Linked DNA regions of Homo sapiens: region 2 is linked to region 1. A link is a loop called in an ENCODE intact Hi-C map of the cell type or tissue named here. Cell type or tissue: endothelial cell of umbilical vein. All regions are shown on one strand. Each heading gives the region's core, and the rest is flanking DNA. Links, peaks and the distances in the headings are about the cores only.

The links. A loop is a pair of places that touch in the nucleus more often than their neighbours do. Peaks named below come from ENCODE experiments on the same cell type or tissue, not always from the same donor. Only the 100,000 strongest peaks of a DNase experiment are listed, where the experiment ranks them.
Region 2: a loop joins it to region 1, with 12 times the contacts of the local background. A loop is called at or near these places in 6 of 110 quality-filtered maps.

What each region holds. Positions count from the first base shown.
Region 1 is chr4:18,562,187-18,573,536 of GRCh38, forward strand. All of the region lies in intron 1 of LOC105374510 (a long non-coding RNA gene), which reads left to right. Among named protein-coding and RNA genes, the nearest start is that of LCORL, 550 kb to the left of the region's middle. In endothelial cell of umbilical vein, for the core only: no CTCF peak of the experiment used is centred there; DNase peaks (open chromatin) are centred at 5,445 and 6,555; H3K27ac peaks cover 595 bases.
Region 2 is chr4:17,812,257-17,823,182 of GRCh38, forward strand. It overlaps NCAPG (non-SMC condensin I complex subunit G), which reads left to right. Exons shown (of 21, transcript NM_022346.5): 2 at 1-168; 3 at 661-889; 4 at 2,597-2,742; 5 at 3,018-3,102; 6 at 5,005-5,197; 7 at 5,683-5,832; 8 at 10,727-10,867. Among named protein-coding and RNA genes, the nearest start is that of NCAPG, 6.7 kb to the left of the region's middle. In endothelial cell of umbilical vein, for the core only: a CTCF peak has its summit at 4,935; a DNase peak (open chromatin) is centred at 4,985; H3K27ac peaks cover 184 bases.

The DNA.
Region 1 (11,350 bases), core at 3,428-8,427:
TCTCCCAGGCCACAGTGCTATTGCATTAGAACTCAGGATTAAGAAACTCACTCAAAACTGCACAACAACATGGAAACTGAACAACCTGCTCCTGAATGACTACTGGGTAAATAATGAAATTAAGACAGAAATAAAGAAGTTCTTTGAAACCAATGAGAACAAAGAGACAATGTACCAGAATCTCTGGGACACAGCTAAAGCAGTGTTTAAGAGGGAAATTTGTAGCACTAAGTGCCCACAGGAGAAAGTGAGAAAGATCTAAATTCAACACCCTAACATCACAATGAAAAGAACTAGAGAAGCAAGGGCAAATAAATTCAAAAGCTGGCAGAAGACAAGAAAAAACTAAGATCAGAGCAGAACTGAAGGAGATAGAGACACGGAAAGCCCTTCGAAAAAATCAGTGAATACAGGAGCTAGCTTTTGTTTTTTTAAAGAATAACAAAATAGATACACTGCAAGTGAGACTAATAAAGAAGAAAAGAGAAGAATCAAATACACACAATAAAAAATGATAAAGGGGATATCACCACTGATCCCACAGAAATACAGACTACCATCAGAGAATACTAAAAACACCTCTATGCAAATAAACTAGAAAATCTAGAATAAATGGATAAATTCTCGGACAAATACACCCTCCCAGGAGTAAGCTAGGAAGAAGCCGAATCCCCGAATAGACCAATAACAACTTCTGAAATTGAGGCAGTAATTAATAGCCTACCAACCAAAAAAAGCCCAGGACCACACAGATTCACAGCCGAATTATACCAGAGGTATAATTCCTTCTGAAACTTCTGAAACTATTCCTTCTGAAACTATTCCAAACAATAGAAAAGGAGGGACTCCTCCCTAAGTCATTTTATGAGGCCAGCATCTTCCTGATACCAAAACCTGGGAGAGACACAACAAAAAAAGAAAATTTCAGGCCAATAGCCCTGATGAACATAGATGCGAAAATCCTCAATAAGATACTGCCAAACCAAATCCAGCAGCACATCAAAAAACTTATCCACCGTGACCAAGTCAGCTTCATCCCTGGGATGCAAGTCTGGCTCAACATATGCAAATCAATAAACGCAATCCATCACATAAACAAAACCAATGACAAAAACCACATGATTATCTCAATAGATGCAGAAAAGGCCTTCTATAAAATTCAACACCCTTCATGCTACAAACTCTCAATAAGCTAGGTATTGATGGAACATATCTCAAAATAATAAGAGCTATTTATGACAAACCCACAGCCAATATCATATTGAATGGGCAAAAGTTGGAACCATTCCCTTTGAAAACTGGCAGAAGACAAGGATGCTGTCTCTCACTACTCCTGTTCAACATAGTATTGGAAATTCAGGCCAGGGCAAACAAGCAAGAGAAAGAAATAAAGTGTATTCAAATAGGAAGTCAAATTATTTCTGTTTGCAGATGACATGATTGTACGTTTAGAAAACCCCATCATGTCAGCCCAAAATCTCCTTATGCTGATAAGCAACTTCAGCAAAGCCTCAGGATACAAAATCAATGTGCAAAAATCACAAATATTCCTATACACCAATAACAGACAAATCATGAGTGAACTCCCATTCACAATTTCAAAAGAGAATACCTAGGAATGCAACTTAGAATGGTTGTGAAGGACCTCTTCAAGTAGAACTACAAAGCACTGCTCATGTAAGCAGGAGAGGACACAAACAAATGGAAAAACATTCCATGTTCATGGATAGCAAGGATCAATATCTTGAAAATGCCCATACTGTCTAAAGTAATTTATAGATTCAATGCTATACCCATCAAGCTACCATTGACTTTCTTCACAGAATTAGAAAAAACTACTTTAAATTTCATATGGAACCAAAAAAGAGCCCGTATAGCCAAGACAATCCTAAGCAAAAAGCACAAAGCTGGAGGAATCATGCTACCTGATTTCAAACTATACTACAAGGCTACAGAAACCAAAATAGCATGGCACTGGTAAAAAAACAAAAAAAAACGAAAACAAAAAAACAAAACACAGATGTATAGAGCGATGGAACAGAACAGAGACCTCAGAAATAACTCCACACATCTACAACCATCTGATCTTTGACAAACCTGACAAAAACAAGCAATGGGGAAAGGATGCCCTATTTAATAAATGGTGTTAGGAAAACTGGCTAGCCATAGGCAGAAAACTGAAACTGGACCCCTTCCTTACACCTTATACAAAAAATTAACTCAAGATTGATTAAAGACTTGAACTAAGACCTAAAACTATAAAAACCCTAGAAGAAAACCTAGGCAATACCATTCAGGACACAGGCATGGGCAAAGACTTCATGACTAAAACACCAAAAACAATGGCAACAAAAGCCAAAATTGACAAATGGGATCTAATTAAACTAAAGAGCTTCTGCACAGCAAAAGAAACTATCATCAGAGTGAACAGGCAGACTACAGAATGGGAGAAAAATTTTGAAATCTATCCATCTGACAAAGGGCTAATATCCAGAATCTACAAGGAACTTAAACAAATTTACAAGAATAAAAACAAACAACCCCATCAAAAAGTGGGCAAAAGATATGAACAGATACTTCTGAAAAGAAGACATTTATGTAGCCAACAAACATATGAAAAAAAGGTTGTCATCACTGGTGATTAGAGAAATGCAAATCAAAACCACAATGAGATACCATCTCAAGCACGTTAGAATGGTGATCATTAAAAAGTCAGGAAAGAATAGATGCTAGAGAAAATGTGGAGAAATACGAATGCTTTTACGCTGTTGGTAGGAGTGTAAATTAGTTCAACCGTTGTGGAAGACAGTGTGGTGATTCCTGAAGGATCTAGAACAAGAAATAGCATTTGACCCTGCAATCCCATAACTGGGCATATGTCCAAAGGATTATAAATCATTCTACTATAAAGACATATGCACAACCCAAATGTCTATCAGTGATAGACTAGATAAAGAAAATGTGGCACATATACACCATGAAATACTATGCAGCCATTAAAAAGGATGAGTTCGTGTCCTTTGCAGGGACATGTATGAAGCTGGAAACCATCATTCTCAGCAAACTAACACAGGAACAGAAAATCAAACACCTCGTGTTTTCACTCATAAGTGGGAGTTGAACAATGAGAACACATGGACACAGGGAGGGGAACATTGCACACCAGGGCCTGTTGGTAGGTTGGGGGCTAGGGGAAGGATAGCATTAGGAGAAATACTTAATGTAGATGATGGGGTGATGGGTGCAGCAAACCACCATGGCACATGTATACCTATGTAACAAACCTGCACATTCTGCACATGTATCCCAGAACTTAATGTATAATTTAAAAAAAAGACAAAATGACAAGTTATATGTGGACAAGAATATTTTAAAACCACTTACATATTCTGCAAAGGACTCATATCTAGAATAAAGAACTTTAAAAAAAAGTTAAAAATAATTCTTAGCATTAAATCATTAAAAAAAATAGACAACAATCTTCTAAGTCAACTTGTGCTTCTTAATTACTTCTGACTTTATGAGAGCCTTATCATTGACCCTATACTTTCCTGACTTTATTGAAGTCCAATCTTATATCTCAGCTCAAGAGGAATCAAGGAAAATTCCTCCTCCAGTCTGATTTGGCAAAGTTTCACTAAATGCATTTTCTGTTTTGTCAAAGGATCATTATCAATAAGCTATAAAGAAGTTCCTAGAAGAAAAATGGTTATTAATTTAATGTACTCTTAGTCACTTAGATGATGGGAATGTTTAGATGCAGATTCAATTATCAGATCTCTCACATTTTCAACAGTATTGGAATCAAGAAGAATGGCCCATTAATTACCTATATTGTCAGGGGAGTCACTTGGGAGACTTTGGAACAAAAGGAGTATTCATTAGTGGAAAAGAAAACGGATGGAGCTTGAGTACATCAGTTCCCTCTTTCATGCCAACTTTGAAAATGGCCTAGCTTCAGCTCATATCCATGCATTCCTATAATTGCAGAGGATTCAATAATGTGTTTGGAACACCAGGATGTGGCTTGGATTATTATGCACCAATTCAGTGTCTGTCTGCTTCAGGGCAACCGTTCTTGTGCTAGGAAAGATTGTCCAACCTGAAATTACTTTCTGATCCAATTTCTTTATAATTGGACCCAAACCCAAAGTCAATAGGGAGACAGAAAAAGTTGCGTCTTTTTGGCCTCTGCTACAGAGCTGTCACCCTTGGGTATACAGAGGCTTCTATGCAGCCATGGGTGCTTGCCTTGGCTTATGGTAAGTTTCCCATATTGATTAAGGATAATCCTTCCAATGTATGGTTGTCTCTGGAATGGTTTCTGGAATACTGTGAGGTTCCTGAATTCGTAGAGCTCATACCCTGAGCTTTGATTCATGAAAATTATTTAACGAGATCAAGATTTCTTATTCAACCAATCCTGCACTCATTTATGAATTTTTTTATTGAGCATTTCCAGTAAGTCAGGCACTGGGGCACAGCAAGTGCTCAGATATGCCACTAATTTCAGAACACTTAAAATATAGGAGGCAGATGCATGTCCATAACACTAGTGCAAAAACCTCAGTTTTCTTTGATACTGGCTAGTTGTGTTACTTAGTTTACAGATGACACAATTGAGGAACAGGCAACACAGCTAGCCAAGTACCAGGAAGTACTAAGATTTAAAATATGGTGACCTGATTTAAGAATGCAGGACCTTACCATGTCACAAACCTATTCTAGTTATTATATTCACAGAACTATATTGCAGAATAAATAAAATACCCATGTAAAGTCACATAGCACTTGCCATAAAAATGTTCACTAAATGTTATCTGACATGATTGTTATTTTCATTATTATTGTCCTATTGTTGTGGCTTCTCCACTCTCATACTTTGGTAAGCAGGAGGGAGCGTTACAGCTCCTTTACTCCTGCTGCCCGCAGCTCAGCAAGCAGAAGTGTTACAGCTCTTTCACTCCAGCAGTTTGGCGAGTTCCGGGTTCTTGTCCTATGACCAAGAGTACTAAGGTATGTGGACACTGGAGAGGGGGTAAGACAGAGTAGAATTTATGGAGCCAAAGAAAAGCCCTTGACAGTGAGAAGGGACCCAAAAGTGGATAGCCATCTATGAGGCTGAGTCTGGGATTTTTATGGGCTTAGAATGGAGAATTTATGGGTAGGCTTGGAAAAGGCATCATTTGATTGGTTAAAAGGCATCATTCAGAAAGAACCAATCAAACGAGAGCGGACAAAACAGGGATGAAAGTTCTCACTGTAGTTCGTGGATTCTATCTGTAACTGGTAGCTCTGTTTTCAAGCTTTAGACTATCCTTGGCCTGAAGGTCAACTTTCACTAGGGATCCATCCCTATCTGCCTAGGAATCTGTCTGTCTGCCGTTGTTATCACTATTACCCCACTTAGTCACTGTTGGAAAAATGTAGTAGATAAACATGCTCTGTGCCTTACTGGCTGCAATCCAATCCTGACTTGGACACTGAAAGTGTGTGTGACCTTTAGTAGTATACTTAACTCCTTCATACCTCAGTTTTGTGTAAAATAAAAATTATACTGGTAGCTCTCAGTAGACAGTGGCAAGGGAGTAACGACATTTTCTATCTTGCTCTTTGCCATAACCTCAGCTCATAGACTACCTGCACAGAGCAGGAACTCAGTAAATATGTATTGAATGAGTAAATAAATATCTGCTAGAATTATCCTAACGACTAAATGAGTTAACAAATATATAAAAGAGTTATGAATATATAAAGTGTTTGGGAAAATTCCTGGTATAATTAGGTCTATTCATGTTATTTTGGCTTTATTTCCATTTTATCATTAGTGTTGTTATTATTATCAAATGCCAATTCCCCCATGAAGCCTTCACTGATTACCTTAGCAGGACATGGTCTCTTTTTCCTCTGGACATGCAAAGGTATTTGACAGCTTCTTTCTTGAGCTGTACTTTTTTCACATTGTTTATCTTCTCCTAAAAATTTTGTGAGAACAGGCATTGCCATTCATCTTTTGGCAATGATGAAAAGTTAGCAGGCTGCTACTCTGCCAACTCAGTTTTCAAGTTTTGCTTAATTGTATTCCTATGCTTTTGTACTAGTATTTTTGTTGTTATCGTTGTTTGCTTTCTTAAGTCAGCCATACAAAATCAGTAGAAAGAAAAATATCAAGTCAGATCTATGGTGTCATGGGGTTTTCAGGGAAGACATTAAACACTGGCCCCAAACATTCTCCCTTCTTCTCAGACACTGCTTTCCTCCTTCAGGTAACCACTTAGTGGTGTCTGATGAAGGAATAGGGGATGGATGGAAAATAGAATATGTTGACTTTCCTTGACTGTAATGACACAGCATGGATGTTGTAGTCTTTCCTGAAAGCAGAGACTGGATAAAGGGAGGATGAAAAAGTGGCTTCTTAAGTAACAGCTTTCTGTAAATAGAGTTTTAGAGCCACATACAGAATTTTCAGATGGTAGAGGATGCAAAAAGACTCAAGACAGGTAAAGTCTCTGTGAGAGTTGTTCACATATGGGAGAGAGCTCATTGCCTTAGGATCAGATTGGGGTAAGGCATTCAGAACGTACTTTTTAGTACATGCCACTTGAAAATGAATATCTTAGTAAGCAATTCCTAGAGGAATGGTTCCACCAAGTGGTAGGTTGTTGTGGTGGAAAATGAAATAAAGCCTGTGTTTTGAAACCAAGCAGACTGCAGTTCTAAACCACGCTCTGCTGAATCACCTTGGAAAGGTTACCTGTACTTTCTAAGACTGCATCATCTTTTGTAGGAAGAAAATTGTGGATGTGGTTGTAGACGTTATTAGTTTGCCATGTTCTTTTGAGCACAGAAGACCAGAATTCTCAGCCCCTTTAGAGTTTGTCCAGGCCATTTTAATGATTTCAGACAAAGGGCTATGAGCAGAAGTGACACAGATCGTTTCCAGCCTAAGGCAGTAAAAAGTCATTGCCAAATTCTTCAATCTCTCTTCCCTATTGGCAGCCTGAAGGAGGGCTTGTTTGGAGACGGCGAAGTCACAAGATGAAAGTATCCTGAGCACTAAATACTGCATGGAGGATAGTTGCCTCTGAAAGTTACCTGATTATAACAAATACAGTTAAACCACATGGTTTAGTGTATGGCATATTGTAGGCACTAAGAGTTAGCTCTCCTCCTTTGGGAGTTTCAGGCACAGAGAGTAATGATAGTGAGATGGTTTGGAGTAAAAGAAACGTAGCATTTGAGTCCCTTTGAGTGCATGTAGGTGTCTAGTTATGCCATCTGTATGAAAAGCCACCCATATCTGGCACTGTTTGTTTTATTCGGCATCATGACTCCTATCTGCCTGAAAGTATGTGATAAAAAATGGTACTCAGTAAAGCTTTGCTGAATAAAAGCGGGATGAGAATCTGAAGTTAATTACAGAGTACTCCAAATAAAATGCTGGTATTAGGTGGGATTAGTTAGTTGAAATCACCAGACTAGCTAATGATAATAATTCCTTATATTTGCATAGTGCTTTAAAGCTAGTGGCTTGATTTCAGAGATGTCATTTACATTCTCTTATTTAATGAGAGATATTACACTGACTATGATCTATCAAAGCCTTTACTCTTCTGAAACAGGACAGGTTGGACTTCACTTTCAAAGTATCATTATTTAACATAGAATTGTGCATTGGCAGGAAATGAGGCAATAGTGAACACAGAGCTTCTCTTCTCAGTTTTATAGTGTGTGCACTGCTTGCTGATGGTAGTCTCTGTGAGTCAACCCATGTGCTCTGACTTGGGGATGCATTCTCCAAGGACAGGTGCTTTTTATCTTGACATAGGCATATCTGGGCTGCATCTGATTGTTAAGAGGAGAATACTTTTTCTAATTTGTTTGCCCCAAATGGGTTAGTGTCAGCTTTGGGTTCACATATATAGAAGCATTGTTGTGGTAGCCAGACTTCTAACATGGCTGCAGATGATGCCCACTTCCTTCCCAACATGCTTTTGTATAATCCCTTCCCCTTGAGCATGGGCTGGACCTAGAAACGTAAAGAATGTATTGCTTTAAATGTATAGAGTATGCCAAAAGTGATGGGCTATAACTTCCTTGATTCATTGTGAAAGACTGTGGCTTCCATCTTGCTGTCATGCTCCCTTTCATTGTAACTACCTCTCTTGACCCCTTACTTGCTCACTCTGGGGAAGCCAGCTTCCCTATGGACAGTCGAAAATGACAAGGAACTGAAAATTGCCTTTGGACAACAGTCAGCGGGAAGTTGAGTCCCTTAGTTCAATAGCTCCTGAGAACAAAATTCTAACAATAACTACTGAGGGACCTTGGAAGCATATATTCCTTCAGTTGAACTTTGAGTTGACTGGGTCCTTTATTGACACAACATTGCAAACTTTTGAAAGACTCTAAGCCAGATGACCCTGCTGAGCCATTCTTGGAATCTCTGACATATAGGAACTACGAAATTTGTGTTTTAGGCTGTAAATGTTTTGTGAGTAATGTGTTTTGCAGCAAAGGACAAGTGATTCACATTGTAAAATGCCTTTGACTCCTCACCTATCCCTTCTTCTTCAAATTTTACTTAGGTTGCATGCTCACCACTATTTTTTTCAGCCAAACGTCCAGATTTTAGGGTACTCCAACCAGCAGTGGGTGTTACATACACCCCTTTGTCAATAACAAGGGAGGACAACATGACTTAGAGAACTAAGATAATTACATAGAATTGGAGAAAAATATTTCCCAAAGCGACAGGCAGGCAGACAGATAGTTAACGGATGACCAGTACAAAAGGTGAGATGGGCAAGTGGCATACTCCTGGAGTTTCATACAAAGATTGTCACGCTTGAGTTGCGCACTGCCCACAGAATCCCCAAGCAACTATTTAGAAGACCCATTGATACAGGGTCTCCTCTTAGGGCTGAGAGAATTCAGATGCCTCTCTGTTCAAAGCAAGCAAATGATAATACAAAATCCATCATCAATCCAAGGGCAAATGTAGATTCTGGGTCCAACTGAGAATCTGCAGGAAGCATACATGGATATGTATATGTTTTGATGATTAAATACCTTAAACAGCAGCTTGGAGATTGAGATACTAATCAGAGCCTCCCTTTGCAAACTAGCATTGAGAAGCACAGTCAGTTCTTCTATGCTTCCTGACAAGTCCTTTAGTGCCACTATTGTCAGACAGACCTTGGCCTCCATACAATGACTCATTGCAACAATCTCTGTATCAAAGTCAACATTTTTACACTATCAGATACCAAATGACTTTACTGTAAGGACCACACACATAGAAACTAGACTGATTAAAATCTAGACTCCAATCCGTATAGACCTGGTCAGATGGCAGTCCTTGGTGGTATTTGTGTGAGCTCAGCTAGGAAATGGTTCAAGCCAGTAAAAACATTGAATTAAACTGAATTGAACACTCAATTGATTAAGAGCTTACCACATGGAGAGAAAAGACCACAGGATTCAGGTCAGCAGTTCTGGCTTTACGAGCACTGTGTAATTAAATGGTTGCAGGTGGGCAGTACAATCTGATGTGGTTGGCCAGTCACTCAGTAAAATGATACTTGCAGCACTTAAAAAAATCAGTCCTGAAGAAAAACAGTGTGATTTTTTTTTACAACAATAAAGAGGAGATTAATGATTTCTAGAGATGATTTTGTGCAATAGCATTCTTAGAAAATAAATATACATAGTATTTAGAAACAGAAATCCTAGGAACAAAATATCTTAGTCAAATTTGGCTCAATTTCTTCTTAATGGTGTGGCATTTGACAAGTTAATCTAAAGTATGTGACTCAGTTTCCTCATTTGTCAAATAAAGATATCTATTAACAATACCTACACTCATCAGTTTGCAGTAACAGCACCAAGGATATGTATGGAGAAGCAGATTAGTTAAGTGGTTGTGCACATGGACTCTGGAGGTAGACTGCCAGGGTCTCAAGTGCAATGCTACTACTTCCTAGATGTTTGCTAGCAAGTCAACCTTGGAACATTGTTAAATCTGTCTGTGCCTCAGTTTCTCACCTGTAAAACAGGGTGATACTAATGGAATAATAATAATAATAATAAATAAGGAAAGGAGGTTATGAGAATTGACTCATTTAAAAAAAATACTGATCGAATGAGCTTCTGTTATAATCCAGCCACCACTGTAGGTGTTATCAGTAAACCAAAAATTTTAAAAATTTCTGCCTTGGTCCTTATTTTCTGGTAGAGTAAAACAGAAATAAAGAAATAGAGAAAACAGAAGGGAAGAACATGCCATTGAGGAGTTCAAACCAGGGAGGAGAATAGGGGTGGTTGGGGTTGGTAATGCCAAACAAGGGAGGGGGATTGGGAGTTCCAGAAAGAGGGATAGGTACGTTGCAGCAGCAGAAGATAGGGTGTTTAGAGTTGGCCTCATTAACATGGCAATCTGTGAGCAAAGAGCTGAAAAAAAATGAGGGGGCCATTCATGCAGATATCAGGGAGAAGCCTCCCAGGCAGAAGGTCCATAGTCTAAAGCCTGAGCTGAAAGCATGCCTAGAATATCTGAGGAAAAGCAATAATTCAGCATGGCTGGAGCAGAGTAGAAGCTGGGAAGAGAAGTACAAGGTGGAATAAGAGGGATAATAAGGGTTTCTGATACTGCAGGGCTTTGTAAACAACTGCTGGAAACTGGCATCTAATCTGAGTAAGGTGGGCTAACTTGCAGAATTTTTTTTTTTTTTTTTGAGACAGAGTCTCGCTCTGTCGCCCAGGCTGGAGTGCAGTGGCCCGATCTTGGCTCACTGCAAGTTCTGCCTCCCGGGTTTACGCCATTCTCCTGCCTCAGCCTCCCAAGTAGCTGGGACTACAGGTGCCCACCAACACACCCGGCTAATTTTTTAGTATTTTTAGTAGAGACGGGGTTTCACCATGTTAGCCAGGATGGTCTTGATCTCCTGACCTCATGATCCACCAGCCTCAGTCTCCCAAAGTGCTGGGATTTCAGGCGTGAGCCACCGTAACCTGCAGAATTTTAAGCAGAGGAGTGACGTGATCTAACTTACATGTTAAGAAAATAACTTTGGTGTCTGTATTGAGAACAGATGTAGAGTGGCAAGCATAGAGGCATGGAGCTCTTTGTCAGATATGCTGTACTATGTGTTCCTCTGCATTTCTAAGGATCCCTTTCAGCTGACTTGACCATAGAACTGAATTCTGGCCAATGCAGTGTGGGCACAGATGATGATGTCTGCTCTGTGAAAGGGCCGTATATGCAAAGCAGCTCTTAAATGCTGAAGGAGCTGAGAAACCAAAGAACAAGGTAGACAAATCCAGTTTGTCAATATTGGCTGATTTATTT
Region 2 (10,926 bases), core at 2,503-7,502, 750 kb before region 1:
CATTACCTTAAATATGTTATGGTGGTCTATAAACGTGAACCAGCTGTGGAGAGGGTAATAGAATTTGCAGCAAAGTTTGTTACCTCATTTCACCAATCAGATATGGAAGATGATGAGGAAGAGGAAGATGGTGGCCTTTTAAATTATTTGTTTACTTTTCTCTTAAAGGTACTATGAAAATGATAGCTTTGGGGAGGGATTTTAGAAAATTTTGCCACTTTAAAAGAGTCGTGGGAGTTTGTATGTTTTTGACAATGAAATATCTAGTGATTGAAAAAACCTGAATGAGTCTACCTTTCATAGGAAATATTAGAATTATCATTATGATTAAAAAGTGGACTTTAACTCCAGCATTAAATTTTTAATGACCTCTTTAAACCAGTTCTCCTTTGTTTATTTTAAATGAGTTCTGTATTTTAGAAGCCTCTACAAAGAGGACTATGTAACTTAGCAAAGACTTCTTTCAGACTGTTCATTTTGAGACTGTATAAAATATATATATTTGCTATACATATGGACCAAGGTAGCATTATAGGTTCTCTTCAGGAAATGAATTGTTGTTGTAACTTCTTGCATTCCGAATGTATAGAGTTCAGATAATATTGATTATTTGGGAGTGGTATGTGACTATGAATAAATTTTGATTTGTTTCTGTTTTAGTCTCATGAAGCAAACAGCAATGCAGTGAGATTTAGAGTGTGCCTGCTCATAAACAAGCTTTTGGGAAGTATGCCAGAAAATGCTCAGATTGATGATGATGTGTTTGATAAAATTAATAAAGCCATGCTTATTAGATTGAAAGATAAGATTCCAAATGTGAGAATACAGGCAGTTCTGGCGCTTTCACGACTTCAGGATCCCAAGGATGATGAATGCCCAGTGGTTAATGGTGTGTGTAGTTTCCTAAATCTTTTTTCAGATTTGTTGATTTTGTTAAATTCTCAGTATTTGAAATTTTTTATTATGGTCTATACATTTGAAGAGTATAGGTAATTAATATATGATTCCGATTAAACAAAAAAAACCTAAGTAGCAACCACCCAGCTTAAAAAAAAAAGTCAGTACTTGCATCCTATCCCAGTTGCATCCCTGTCCCTCAGAAGTAACTATTAAATCCTCAGTTTGGGGTTAATTAGTCTCTTGCTTAAATTAAAAAAAATTTTTTTGCATAAATCACATATGTCTATCTTAATGTTTTCCTGTCATTTTGTGTAAATCATGCTGTATGTATATATTTAGCAGCCAATTATATTTCTATATAATACCTGTTACTGTGTTTTGCCCATTTTTTCATTGGGTTTTTAATTTAAAATACTATTTTAAAAAATTCATTTGCATTCTTTATATATTTTGAAAAGAAATCCTTGGGTTATATGAATTGTAGATCTCTTCCTGTTTTAGGTGGCTCATTGGGGTATCATTGTTTCACTCCCTTTGGGGTATCTTTTTTTTGAACAGAAATTCTTATGTCAAAAATATAAATCTCTGCCATTATGATTCGTATTTTTTAATCTCTTTTTTAAGGAACTTTTTCTTACCTATGGGGTCATAAAGGTAGTTGTATTTCATTTTTCCATATATGCCTAGGTATGTTTTAGGCACTCTTCTGTCCTTTTTGTCCCTATTACCAGTTTTATAATCACTGGTATATTTATCACTATAGTAGTTGGTATTTTTTTTGGTGTTAAAAGATACCCATAATAATATTGTGTAAAACATAGGTATTTGATAGTCAACCTGTACTTAATAATTGAGGTAGGAAAGATGTGAGAAGTACAGATAAATATATTTAAATATAAGAAATGGGTTTGTTTCAATGAATAAAACCAAAAAATATTTCCTTTTAGGTCTCATTAAAAACCAAAATAATGGGCCCTTATAAAGCCATATCAGTTTAAAATAAACTGTCTGCTATAGTAAGCTTTCTCTTAAATATTGAGGAGTAGCACAGACATAATCTTAATGATGAATTTTCTGTGACTTTTAGGGCTATTTGTTTTCACTTTTGGCCTAAGAGCCAGTCCGTTGACTAATTCCCCCTTGTGTCTTTAGAAGGGAAGTTGGTGGCCTGCGCAGCAGTGACTCAGGCCTGTAATCTCAGCACTTTGGCTCCAACCTGGGCAACATAGTGAGACCTTGTCTCCAAAAAAAAGAAAAAGAAGGAAGTTGGTGGGAAAAAAACTTCAACTAAAATATGTGAGACTAAAAAAATGACATTACTTTCTATTACAGATGGGTTCTCACTCGGGCTGGATTGCAGAGGTGTGGCCTCAAACTCCTGGGCTTAAGTGATCCTTCCACCTCAGCCTCCTAAGTAACTGGAAGCGCCACTACCATGCCTAGCTAATTTTTTATTTTAAAATTATTTTGTAGAGACAGGGGTCTTTCTATATTGCTCAGGCTGGTCTTGAACTCTTGGCTTCAAGCTCTCCACCTACCTTGGCCTCCCAAAGTGCTGGTTATAGGCAGTAGCCATCATGCCCAGCCTATCTTTATCACATTAAAGGCATTTTAAAATATCAAAATGTGTGTTATTTTATGACTGTAGTTAAATAAATAATTTCATCAGTACTAAAATGTATTGCTTTATTTTTAGCATATGCTACTTTGATTGAAAATGATTCAAATCCAGAAGTTAGACGGGCAGTGTTATCATGTATTGCACCATCAGCAAAGACTTTGCCAAAAATTGTAGGGCGCACCAAGGATGTGAAAGAGGCTGTCAGAAAGCTGGCTTATCAGGTAAATAAGTTCAATGTCTTGTGTTGGCATATTCTTAAAGGACAAGGAGCCATTTTCTTAAAGTGCCTTTGAAAAATACTTGGCATGTAATAATTTCTTCAGTTGAGGTTTTATGGAGAACACAGGTAATTTAGGTAGAATCTTACTGTATTAAGTATGTTACCAGGTATTAATTTCTTTTGGAGATTCTGGGTAATTTTCTAAGATGGTGATATTCTTATGAAATCTATAAATTGTGTTGAGGTTAATGACCATCTTTATAAATTATTTTTAAGGTTTTAGCTGAAAAGGTTCATATGAGAGCTATGTCCATTGCTCAGAGAGTAATGCTCCTTCAACAAGGTCTTAATGACAGATCAGGTAAGATAAACAACTTTATATATACAAAACTTTAGTAGATTTTGAGGTCAGACTTAACAAGGTTTAAGAAACGAGTGTCAAATCAGGTCAAGTAAGCCTGCCAGTCCCATGAACCTGGTGAAATTTATCTTGATGTATTATATAGAAAACACAGGGCTAAAGATTTTGATATATATATATTTTTGAGACAGAGTCTCACTCTATCACCCAGACTGGAGTGCTGTGGTGCAATCTTGGCTCACTGCAACCTCTGCCTTCTAGTTTCAAGCGATTCTCCTGCCTCAGCCTCCTGAGCAGCTGGGATTACAGGTGAACATCACCATGTCTGGTTAATTTTTATATTTTTATAGAGACGGGGTTTCACCATGTTGGCCAGACTGGTCTCGAACTCCTGACCTCAAGTGATGCACCTACTTCAGCCTCCCAAAGTGTTGGGATTACAGGTGTGAGCCACCGCGTCTGGCCAAGATCTTGGTATTTTGAAGGAGCAGAGCTTATTTCTTTCACCCTTTCTGTATTTTACAGATGGAGAAACAATACTTAAGTCTGTAGAGCTAATTCATGTCAGAAGTAGGAAAAGATCTATTTGCCCTCTCTCTCTGACTTAAAAAAAAAATGCTGTTCCTTATGTGTATACTTTGGTATGAATGTGTTCTGTGTATCAGAAACAACAAATAGGAATGGTCAGACCAGTATAATTTTCTTATTTTTTTTTTTTTCTGTTAGAGTAGAGTTCCCCAACATTTTTGACACCAAGGATCGATTTCATGGAAGACAGTTTTTCCACAGAGGGCGGGCTGGATGGTTTCCAGATGAAACTGTTCCACCTCAGATCATCAGGCATTACTTAGATTCTCATAAGGAGCGTGCAACCTGGATACCTCATGTGCGCAGTTCACAATAGAGTTCCTGCGCCTGAGAGAATCTAATGCATCTGCTGATCTGACAGTAGGAAGAGCTCAGGTGGTAATGCTCGTTAGACCACGGCTTACCTCCTCCTGTGCGGCCCGGTTCCTAACAGGCCACAGACTGGTACTAGTCCGTGGCCCAGGGGTTGGGGAGCCTGAGAGAATCTGCTTATAGGAATGATATTTTTTGAAGTTTTTAACTCTCATGAGAAGGCCAAGATGGCTCTATTGCGCTGTAGTGAGAAAACCGACTTGCGTTTGAAAACATTGTCAGAGGACTAATTAGTAGGATGACCTTAAAAGCTAAGACTAAGGTTTGTTCAGTGACGTGTGCTTGTATAGTTCACTACTGCAAATAGCAATCGTGTAATAGATAAAATCAGATAACAAGTGAGATAATAGCTATTACATATTCTGGGCTAACACCTGAAGCCCATTGAACCCAGGGGAGAAGGAATGTAAAGATATTTTTGTAGGCTGTGGTATTTGGTGCTGAACCTTTTCCATTTTTATTTGTAAGTGACCATTACAGTGACTTTTGCAGTATCATGGTACTTCTTTTTTTTTACCTTTAATATGCTTAGTTGGCTGGGCGCTATGGCTCACACCTGTAATCTCAGCACTTTTGGAGGCCGAGGCAGGCGGATCACGAGGTCAAGAGATTGAGACCATCCTGGCCAACATGGTGAAACAAAAATTAGCTGGGCGTGGTGGCGCATGCCTGTAGTCCCAGCTACTCGGGAGGCTGAGGCAGGAGAATCGCTTGAATCTGGTAGGTGGAGGTTGCAGTGAACCAAGATCGTGCCACTGCACTCCAGCCTGGTGACAGAGCGAGACTCTGTCTCAAAAAATATATATATACATGCTTAGTTGTGCCTCTTAACCTCTACTATTTCTATTGTAAATACTGACTTTGTTAATTAAAACAGACAAAATACAAGAGATGGAAGCTAGAGGGAGCCTTTGTTCACCTATGTTTCAAATGACTCAATAGATGCTGTGAAACAAGCTATGCAGAAGCATCTTCTTCAAGGCTGGTTACGGTTCTCTGAAGGAAATATCTTAGAGTTGCTCCATCGGTTGGATGTAGAAAATTCTTCTGAAGTGGCAGTCTCTGTTCTCAATGCCTTGTTTTCAATAACTCCTCTCAGTGAACTGGTGGGACTCTGTAAAAACAATGATGGCAGGTACATAAAGGATTCATTCTTTGAAATGTAGTACTGATTAACTTGTGCAATTAATTTGTTTTTTTTCCTCCCCATAGCTTAAGATTATATTAATACCTTTAATCTTAACTCTCTTTTGTTTTCTTTTAGTCTGATGAATATCCTTTTATCCTTCCTTTTTCCCCTCCTGGTGTAAGAACTCATAACTTTATCATAGACTATCTACTTTAGCTATGCTTTTCCCCCCTTCAGTTTCTTACTTTGATTTTTGAATTAGCCTACCATGAGAAAATCCAGCAACATGCACCCCTAGTATATGTTTGCTTATTTGGTTCTTTTTTGTTCTAAGTTTCTTCATTCCTTTTTGTGTGGATACATTAATGACTCTAATTAAAAGGATAGTGTAGTGGTTTTAAAGCAAATCTTATTATTCTCATTTTTGTACTCTTCAATTCTTAATGATAAAAAGATCATGCTTTCTCTCACACTCTTTCTTTTAAATGAAGGAAATTGATTCCAGTGGAAACATTAACTCCTGAAATTGCTTTGTATTGGTGTGCCCTTTGTGAATATTTGAAATCAAAAGGAGATGAAGGTGAAGAATTTTTAGAGCAGATTTTGCCAGAGCCTGTAGTATATGCAGACTATTTATTGAGGTAAATTTTTTTTCTTTTAGTTTGGAGAGTGATTGTGTTGCTGCATGTGTCAATCTCCCAGTCCCCTTCCTCAAAGTCATGTTTGATTGTGAATATGTTAAAAATCCTTTTTTTGTACATGTAGGGATAGTTATATACATCGAGTCTTTTTGAATATCTTGTGCTGGTCTGTATACTGAAAGAGCAAGTCACTATGTTTAGGATCATTTCTTCAAAACTGTTAAGATATGATTATGACCATTTCTGCATAAAGTTGATGATGATGATATATTATTTCTGAAATTGGTTGGCACATTTTCTGTTAAGTGTCAGATAATAAATATCTTAGGGTCCTGTGGGCCATACCGTCTGTCACAATGACTCAACTCTGCCATGGTATTGTAAAAGCAGCCAAAGACAATGTAAGTAACTGTTTTTCAATAAAACTTTTATTGACTTTTATGGCCACTAAATAGTTGAACTTTAATATTCATGTGTTAACAAAATAAGAAATTTTAAAAAATGATCAGTTAAAAATTTAAAATAGTCTTAGCTTGCAAGCTATATAACAGGTAATAGGCTGGATTTGATGCACGGAACATTGTTTTCCAATTCACAGCGTGGATCTTTGTGGCCAGTTTTATTTATTAAAAACTTACTATCTAGCTTCATGTTTTAAAGTTTTTTCAAAATATGCCTTTTTAAAAAACAATTTGGATTACCATAATTATACCTCTTAAGAAATTATTTGGATTACTTTATTTCACTTTAAAATTATACAAGAAAAACATGAATGCATTCTTGTCAAAATTCAAATACAGAGGTATAAGGAATAAAAATGTGGAATTCCCTCTTTTATTTCCTACTTCCTCAATCCCATTGATTAGCAACTAAGTGTATATTCTAGCAACCCTTAGAATTAGCAACTAAACAATATAGGGTGTATATTCAAACCTCTTTCTCTGCATTTATATACATTTTTTGAGTACAGGTTTCTTTAAAAATATAACACTGTGTATATACTTTTTTTTTCAACTGATAACTGAGATCATTATATATTGGTGCATATATAATGTAATAGATACTGTTACAGTCTTAACAGCATATCATTCCGTAGTATGGTGGTAACATTTAATTTATTCCTCTGTTGATGGACATTTAGGATGTTTCCATTTTTCACTGATAAAAGCAAAAGTATGTTAAATTTCCTTTACATTTTTGGGTACCTTTGGGATTTTTGGGGGTTAATTCCAAGAAATAAGTTGCTACACCAAAGGATAATATATGTATATTTTGATAGATATTGGTATGTAGGTTTTTAACTTCAACTTTATGGTTTATTTTTTTTTTTTTGAGACGGAGTCTTGCTCTGTCGCCAGGCTGGAGTGCAATAGTGCAATCTCGGCTCACTGCATCCTCCGCCTCCCGGGTTCAAGCGATTCTCTTGCCTCAGCCTCCTGAGTAGCTGGGACTACAGGCACGCGCCTCCATGCCCAGCTAATTTTTGTATTTTTAGTAGAGATGGGGTTTCACCATGTTGGCCAGGATGGTCTCAATCTCTTGACCTCGTGATCTGCCTGCCTTGGCCTCCCAAAGTGCTGGGATTACAGGCGTGAGCCACAGCGCCCAGCCTGATGTATTTTTTTAAAAAAGCTTCCATATAATATGAATTATGGACCTGAATTATCTGTATGAAGTACAGTTCTCTGCTTTTGTTTAAAATGATCTCACATAAAAGTTAGGCAGCAAAGCTGTGCATGCCTCTAAATTTCCCCTCAAAAATCCTAAATCTAGGATAAGTATCTCAAATGTGAGCCAGTAGGGAAACTATAGCTCAAGCCCATGTTAACATCATGAAGAACCTGTGTGAATCTAATGAGCATTTTAATGTTAATTATTTCAGACTTTGACATTTAAGTAGGGAATTCATTATAATGCTGTTTGGGCCATGTTGAAATGTTTCCAAAAGGAATGAGTTTGTGGCAAAGTTTAATAATATATATAAATATAAAAGATGTTTATAGAAGGTAGTGAAAATATAAGAAAATATGAGGAAATGTTAAATATTTAAATGGCATAAAGGGGGAGGAGTTTTCCTCAAGGACAGCATCAGAAGGTGACTTGTAAAAAGCTTGATTCCTCCCTTCTGAAAGGTCAGGGATTAACATTTCCTTTGTCACTCTCTTAGTTTTGAAATAAGTAACTTTAACCTCTTCGACTTATTTTCTTCACCTTTAAAGAGGAAAATTTTCGGCTGGGTGCGGTGGCTCATGCCTGTAATCCCAGCACTTTAGGAGGCTGAGGCCGGTGGATCACGAGGTCAGGAGATCGAGACCATCCTAGCCAACATAGTGAAACCCCGTCTCTACTAAAAATACAAAAAAATTAGCTGGGCGTGGTGGCAGGCGCCTGTAGTCCTAGCTACTCGGGAGGCTGAGGTAGGAGAATAGCGTGAACCTGGGAGGTGGAGCTTGCAATGAGCCGAGATCGCGCCACTGCACTCCAGCCTGGGCAACAGAGCAAGACTCCGTCTCAAAAAAAACAAAAAAAAGAAAACTTTCAGAAATTTATTTTAGTGATTGTTGAAAGAATACCTAAAAAATAGAATGAGTGTCTTTTTGGAGGAACATGACTAGATGGGATTAGTATACTTGAGTACAGAAACAAAATTAAATTGAAAAATTGTTTCCTGATAATCTCAGGAATATGTTTTCAGGCATACTGTATATTTTAGGCAGTAGATTCAATGACTAAGAACTCTGATGTGAAACAATTTTGGTTAACCAAGGTGCTCACTTAAAGAGCAAACGAGGAAATGAGGATTATCAAATTAGAGTAAGTAAAAGGGACAACAATAAAATTTGTTGAAAGCCATCTTAAATATAAATTCTTAGACTTTAAAATACTTTCTTGAGTGGTCTCTTCATTATAATAAATGTCTTTATAAATGGTTAGGATTTCATGGTAACTAAAATTGGTGGGTCAGTTTTAAGTTGTATTTATGCAGTTGAGGATTTTTAATCTATTAATTAAACAACTGTTTGAATTTACTTAAAAAAAAAAACTCAGTCAAGATGCTGTGCATTTTGCTAAAGCTGGGCTGGAGAAGTGGGGAGAGATACAAAGATGAGTATAAATGAAGGTTTTCTTTTAGCCTGTCAGAAAAGAGTAACTCTACTGATTGGTTGATTTTGATAGTTATCGGTAGTGTAGTTTTCCTTAGTTTCCTACTAGAACCCAAAGGGTGGCTGATGTCTTAAAAGTCCTAATCTTGTGGCCAGAAATTTATGAGCTTTTATTTACTCTTGGTCATCACTTTGTAATACATGAGAGTATACTCATTATACATTATACCACAATTTCTGTAACTTGGTTTTTGTCACCCCCGCCTTTTTTTTTTTTTTTTTTTTTTAAGAGACGTAGTCTTGCTTTGTTGCCCAGGCTGGAGTGCAGTAGCGTGATCTTGGCTTACTGCAGCCTCTGCCTCCCAGGTTCAAGCAATTCTCCTGCCTCAGCCTCCTGAGTAGCTGGGATTATAGGTGCCTGCCACCACATTTGGCTGGTTTTTATATTTTTAGTAGAGATGGGGTTTTACCATGTTGGTTAGGCTCTTCTTGAACTCCTGATGTCAAGTGATCCTCCCGCCTCAACCCCCCGAAGTGGTTGGGATTACAGGTGTGAGCCACTGTGCCCGGCGACATTTTTGACATTTTTTAAATGACATTTTTGATCAGGATTGTTTTTCATGTTACTTCCATCTTAAAGGCACTTCGCTGTCTAAGCTTCAATTCTTAGTTCTGCTTTTAAGTAGCTTTTTTTATTCCACACAAAAAGCAGAGGCTACTGAATATACAGCCTTCTTGGTGAGGATTATAAAGGGCTTTAGTTTGGGTGGTGATGTCTGTAGTAAGAATAAAAAGTTAAAATAAAAGGTAGCTGATGGTGGTGGTGTATACAGAGATTAGTAGGGTTTCTAAGAAAGAATAATAAAAATTTGTGAAATTGTTTCTATTTTTCTGATTTTTTTCAAAAAAGATAATTGTATTCATGGATTACTTGTGTAACTATTGTTACAATTTTTAAAAATAAAAGAATGATAATTAGGCATGATGAAGATTAAATCTTTTTTTTTTTTTTTTTTTTTGAGATGGAGTTTTTCTCTGTCACCCAGGCTAGAGTGCAGTGGTGCGATCTCGGCTCACTGCAACCCCTGCCTCCTGGATTCAAGCAATTCTTCTGCCTCAGCCTCCTGAGTAGCTGGGATTACAGTAGCCACCATGCCTGGCTAATTTTTTTGTACTTTTAGTAGAGACAGGTTTTCACCATCTTGGCCAGGCTGGTCTCGAACTCCTGACCTTGTGGTGCACCTGCCTCGGCCTCCCAAAGTGTTGGGATTACAGGTGTGAGCCACTGTGCCCGGCTGAAGATTAGATCTTTATGACTAATTGGATTTTTGGGTAAGGGATTCAGAACTTGATAGATGCTTCTTGACTTAAAGTGGGGCTATGTCATAAGTCAAATGAGTTTAATTCTCAGATAAACTCATCCTAAAGTTGAAAAATTGTAAGTTGGGCCACCTGTAATTGGGGACCATCTGTAATTGGGAGAATGCTAGTGACATTGAAATAATTAGTTATCAGTTAGACATAAATATGTACCTTTTGAAAATTTCCCATAGAAAATTTGAGTCATTATTGAAAATACATTTTCAAATTCTTTTGATTCATCAATAAGTTTGTTTGCAAAAGTTAATGACAGTGGCATAGAATTGAGTTTGTAGACCAAATTACATGGCATAGATATGTATTTAGACGAATATGACCTGAAAATGGCCCTTTTCTGACCTAATGGTGGGAATCAACTCTTGTTTGATGTTTCTTAAAAGATTCTACTTTATTAATTCTGCTTGTTTTAGTTACATCCAGAGCATTCCAGTTGTTAATGAAGAACACAGAGGTGATTTTTCCTATATTGGAAATTTGATGACAAAAGAATTCATAGGTCAACAATTGATTCTAATTATTAAGTCTTTGGATACCAGTGAAGAAGGAGGAAGGTATGTCTAAATGTTAACACTCATTCTAATTTGCCCTTCTAATTTCTTATATTGAAATA